Regions from separate parts of the Homo sapiens genome. Here region 2 is linked to region 1. A link is an interaction called in ENCODE POLR2A ChIA-PET data of the cell type or tissue named here. Cell type or tissue: GM12878. All regions are shown on one strand. Links, peaks and the distances in the headings refer to the core of each region. The heading gives the core; the rest is flanking DNA.

Evidence for each region. Peaks named below come from ENCODE experiments on the same cell type or tissue, not always from the same donor. Only the 100,000 strongest peaks of a DNase experiment are listed, where the experiment ranks them.
Region 2: POLR2A ChIA-PET joins it to region 1 with 6 read pairs; 3 of 35 experiments call an interaction of 5 or more read pairs at or near these places.

The regions. Positions count from the first base shown.
Region 1 is chr1:89,977,682-89,980,498 of GRCh38, reverse strand. The region is part of intron 2 of LOC105378847 (a long non-coding RNA gene); the gene reads right to left. Among named protein-coding and RNA genes, the nearest start is that of ZNF326, 16 kb to the left of the region's middle. In GM12878, for the core only: no CTCF peak of the experiment used is centred there; no DNase peak of the experiment used is centred there.
Region 2 is chr1:89,718,230-89,721,260 of GRCh38, reverse strand. It overlaps LRRC8C (leucine rich repeat containing 8 VRAC subunit C), which reads right to left. Exons shown (of 3, transcript NM_032270.5): 3 at 1,728-3,031. Among named protein-coding and RNA genes, the nearest start is that of LRRC8C, 87 kb to the right of the region's middle. In GM12878, for the core only: no CTCF peak of the experiment used is centred there; a DNase peak (open chromatin) is centred at 1,510; H3K4me3 peaks cover 873 bases; H3K27ac peaks cover 994 bases.

The DNA of each region.
Region 1 (2,817 bases), core at 18-2,517:
GGTTCAATACTAGAATCTTCTAATTTTTTACTTGAGAATATTGGCAAATATGAATTTAAAACTCCAGTCTCTACATTGAGAAAATTCTTATTGAGGCTAAAATGAAATATTTTAAAAATCTCAAAATAGTTTGCCCTCAAAATCAATGAATGCCTAGATAAGGATAATGAGATATCCACATAAAAACTATTTAAAAATAAAAAATGTGGTTAAGATGAACTATCTGGTTATTATACATCTATTAATAGCATAAAACATTGGCATTAAAAAAATATTGGAGGCTGGGTGTAATCTTAGCACGTTGAGAGGCTAATATTGGAGGTTCACGCCTGTAATCCCAGCACTTTGGGAGGCCAAGGTGGGCGGATCATGAGGTCAGGAGTTCAAGACCAGCCTGGCCAACATAGTGAAACCCCATCTCTACTAAAAATACAAAAAAATTAGTCGGGCATGGTGGCAGGCACCTGTAATCCCAGCTACTTGGGAGGCTGAGGCAAGGAGAAATGCTTGAACCTGGGAGGCGGAGGTTGCACTGAGCCAAGATAGCACCACTGCACTCCAGCCCAGGCAATAGTGTGAGACTCCATCTTAAAACAAACAAAAAAAGGTTTAAGATAGCATTTAAATTTCAGAGTCACTACATGAGGACACATAAATACAGCAAATTATGTTATCAAAGGCAATAAGAAAAAGGCATGTTTTGATTGATCCAACACTTTAATTAATACATAGTTGACAATTTTCAAGGAATTGAAATTTTGTATGAGTTCAGTATTAAAACTAGACTGACCTAATTTAACCTATCATGCTCTCTCTCTTTTTTTTTTAGATGTTTCCAAAAATAATTCATGGACCTTATTAAAATTGAAAACGTTGCTCTTTGGAAAACATTGTTAAGAAAATTAAGAGGCAAGCCACAGATTGAGAAAAACATTTGCAATGCACTCATTTGACAAGGTACTTGTATCTAGATTATATAAAGACCTCTTTCCACCTGGAGAAAAACTATAAACGAAAATCATATGGGCCGGGCGCAGTAGCTCACAGCTGTAATCCTAGCAGTTTGGGAGGCCAAGGCTGGTGGATCACCTGAGGTCAGGAGTTCGAGACCAGCCTGGCCAACATGGTGAAACCCTGTCTCTGCTAAAAATACAAAAATTAACCAGGCGTGGTGGTGTGCACCTATAATCCCAGCTACTCAGGGGGCTGAGGCAGGAGAATCGCTTGAACCCAGGGGCAGAGGTTGCCGTGAGCCGAAATCGTGCCACTTCACTCCAGCCTGGGCGAAAGAGTGAAACTCCGTCTCAAAAATAAATAAATAAATAAAATAAAGAAAATCATACTAATAAAAGTCAAATATTAAAAGAAAATATAAAAGACAAAAAAGAACCCTTACTACTCAGTAATAAGATGACAACAACCTACTGTTTTTAAATGGCAACATATTTGAACAGATACATCATAAAATAAGACATACCAATGGTCAAAAGCTCTTGAAGAGACACTCAACATCATTAGTCATCATTGATATGCAAACTAAAGCCACAATCATATATTACCATCCATCCAATAGAATGACTAAAACTAGAAATATATAATAGCTGGAACTCTAACACACTGCTGATAGGAATGTAAATGGTACGACCACATTGGAAAACAATTTGTCAGTTTCTTATAAAGTTCATAGGGAAGACAAATTAACACATATGTCTACATAAAGACTTCTGCACAAATGTTCATAGCAACTTTATATGTTACCAAAATGGAAACAATATACATATCCATCAATGAGTGAATGGATAAATAAATAGTGATTCATCTGTACAAGATAATACTATGCAGCATTCAAAAGAAATGAACCGGACCTACACGGTGGTTCACACCGGTAATCCCAGCACTTTGGTAGGTTAAGGCAGGCCAATTGCTTGAGCTCAAGAGTTCGTGACCAGCCCAGGCAACATAGTAAAACCCAGTCTCTACAAAAGATACAAAAAACAAAAAAATTAGCTGGGCCTAATGGGCGAGCTTGTAGTCCCAACTACTCGGGAGGCTGAGGTGAGATGATTGCTTGAGTTCAGGAGGTTGAGCCACTGCACTACAGCCTGGGTGACAAAGTGAGACCTTGTCAAAAAAAAAAAAAAAAAAAAAACTATTGATAAAAGCAACTGCATGGACAAATCTGAAAAACATTAAGCTGAGTGAGAGAAGCCAAACTCAAAAAAGCACATACTATATAATTTTTCTTACATGAAATTCTCAAAAATGTAAACTAGCCTATAGTAACACAAAGTGGAGCAACAGCTACGTGGGGCTGAGGATGGGTGTGATGTTGACTGTAAAGGGGAACGAGGGAACTTTTTAAGGTGATGGAAATTTTCTATAGTTTGACTGCAGTAGAGGTTAAATGAGTGCATACATTTGTCAAAACTCATCAAACTACAGCTGTTCATGGTTTCAGTTTATTGTACATAAGCTATATTTCAACAAAGTTAACTTTCTAAAAAGCAATAATAGTTACCTTTTTTCTTTTTTGGTGGGGGGGCGGGGGTGGAGTTTTGCTCTTGTCACCCAGGCTGGAGTGCAATGGCGTGATCTCGGCTCACCGCAACCGCCGCCTCCCGGGTTCAAGCGATTCTCCTGCCTCAGCCTCCCGAGTAGCTGGGATTACAGGCATGCGCCACCACGCCCAGCTAATTTTGTATTTTTAGTAGAGACGGGGTTTCTTCATGTGGGTCAGGCTGGTCTCGAACTCCCGACCTCAGGTGATCCACCCGCCTCAGCCTCCCAAAGTGCTGGGATGACAGGCGTGAGCCACCG
Region 2 (3,031 bases), core at 201-2,700, 260 kb after region 1:
CTTGTGGACATTTATTGCTCAAATGCATAGGGAGTACATCTTTACATTTTTGCATTGGTTTTCATTATTCTTGGACTAAATCATCCTAAGAAAGATTTTTAAGCTGTCTGAATATTAGAGTATGATTTTAACAAAACTGTCACACATAGTCTATGTTAAATTACAATGAAATCCCAAGAACCTTCCCAATTCAAAGTGAAGAAATGCTATATATTTTTTTTGCCATATCAGCATCACTTCTGGGGAGTTGATTTTTTTTTTTTTAATTAGAAGAACTGTGGAGGAGATAAAAAATGTAAAACTTAGAGGTTGCCTCTTTTGTGTCACTTTTCCTGAGATGTCTTTTACCTGAGGCTAATAAGGATTGAACCAAGCAGTATTTTTTTAATGGCAAAAGTCCAGATGTAACTCGAGTTGAAATAAAATTAATTCTGTAAAGGATTAAAAAATAAGGAGAAAGCCCATTTTCTACTTCTCAAACTTTATAACAGAAAAATCCCTGGATTAAAATAATTGGAATGGCCAATTTGGTTTAGATGTTTGATATCATTGCCTACCCTGTATCTTTTATGCAAAATATTCAAACTCTGGGAATATTCTATCACTTATGATATGCCTGATCATATAACTATTTTAATAATTTGTCCCTAAATATGTTCAAATATGTTTAAATGTGAAACCTACAGTATAGTCTGCATTCAAACATCTATGCTCACACAAAATTATGTAGCTAATGAACAGCTTTCACTTTTTTCCTACTTGCAAATTTAGGATGACATTCAAACTTACATTCAGAAATATGTGGGCCTTGTGCTCTGACCGTGTAAATACTCCACTGAGTCTCAAATGAACTTTAATAACTTCCTTTTTATGCATTTACTTCTTCACCCAAACGAAAAGCTTATGTTGCTAGCCAATAATAACCAATTTAAAATTTTTCAGAGTTTATCTCAATACTCTGTGTAAGTGAAAGGACTAGAAGATGGGACAGTGGAGAATGGCAGTGGGCAGTTTTTTCTGTACGTGCAGATTGCACTGAAATCGCCAGATGTCTCTAATCTATTGCATTCCCTAGCTCCTTTCCAGAATTTCTCCAGAGCTCTCACATGATCTCTTCTAATTTGTGCTACTCACACTTACACAGCCTCTCCCATCACACTCACCACCCTTCCTTATCTCAACAATCCTTCTCCAGAGGGCTGATGATCAGTAAAATAAACACTATTATTAATAAAAATGTGTAAAGGGACTATTTAACTTTGAAAATTACCCATCATTTCTTATGCGTAAGTGGTCATAAAGTTTCCTTGTAGAGGGCTTCCCTAAGCCTGGAGTGAATGTGGTTAATTAGAGGAGGCCTCCTAGCTGTGCAGGATCATGCTGATTCCTTTAAGTAACCACAGTCATTACTATAAGACTATTTACTGAAAGCTGAGCTGGACAGCCATTGTACAATCTCATCTGGCAAACGTACAGAAATTGCACTCCAGATTACATATGAAGGCACTAATTACCCAAATGAAACTCCAGGGGCACCTTAGGTAGATACAGTAGAGTGAATTAAGGAAGGAAATAATTAGTCACAATTACAGAAACTAGCTCAACACAAAGTGAAAGAATGCATGCAGCTTATTTCCTGCAGAGAAAAGGGAGCTTTAGTAATAGTTTAAGAAATGCAAACGATAAACATGATTTCTAAAAATGAGTAAGAGAGGGACAAATATCTATTTTAAGTTATAAAAATGACTTTATTTTTCTGTTTCTATGTACTACATATCCAAATAACATTAAGACATTTTATCATGAATTTGCACTATGACAAATCAACTTTCAAGCATTTTCTTGACAGTTTTAGAGGTTTTGCCAGCTTTTGACATACATACAGACAGAGTAAACAAGGGGAAAAAAGAAAACTTAGTGAGCACGTAAGTCATGGAGTTTGAGCTCCAATAAAAATATTCATTAAAGAGGAAGAATAAGGTGGGGGGTGGAGAGAGGTATTCTGAAGAAAGAAACAAATTTACCTCACATTAAAAACCATGCATAGGAACTGTTATCAAACACAGCCAAGAAATTAAGTTTTCCAAATTTATATACCCCCCTTTCAAGGTATTCTGATAAAAAAATTCCTTTGGGCAGGGGGAGATCCTCCTCCACCTTTCAAAAATGAACTTAAGGATGCTACCTTTATCGGTGAGTGACTTTGGGAAGATGGAATGAGTGGATGCTTAGTTTGGATGGCTGGCAGGAAACTTTCAGGAGCATGTCACTGAGGCCTAAATCTTATAAAATCATGGCAGGTCTGGTGAAGACTGTCCAAGGTTTCTTGCAATGTTTCTAAGTAGAAAGAAAAGATGAGAAAATTTTCTTGATCTTTTAAGCAGTCTGCTAAGAACCAAGCTGTTTAACTAATTTGTTTTGCTAACTTGAGGTTAGTATGGAATGCTATCCTGAGTTACTAAGAGCTTAATAAAATTTGACTGTTTGAATCACATTATCACATTCAGAATTCATAGGATAATGTTAATTGAATCTTAATTTAGTCTCTAAAAACAAAGTGGAATTATATTCAAATTGACTTTATCTGTTCACTACTAAGTATGCTGACACTTTTCATAATGATGGATTAGGAATCTTTGCTGCTTAAATATATCATTTCTATTGATCAGGTATTTGGTATGAAATTAGATTAGAGGTAAAAGAAACTACTTAAAGAATGAACTTTTCTTATAATAGAAAATAAATAACAGCACAACCCTTCTTGGGGGAAGTGTTAATAAGAGATATAAAGATTTTGTTTTTTCTTTTTTAATATCAGAAATCCTGAAATAGCATACTGTAAGAATTTGGACTTCACTTAACCCAAGTAAATACAAGGAAGATTTTTGTCTAAGACCCTCTCCACAAAGACAACTTGAGAGCCAGGTAAATGGCTACATCTGAACAAAATATTCATAGCAGGTATGTTTTCCAGGTCTTTCTGAAAAAGCAGTACCTACTGCATACGATGCAATGTAAATTGTTGAAACTC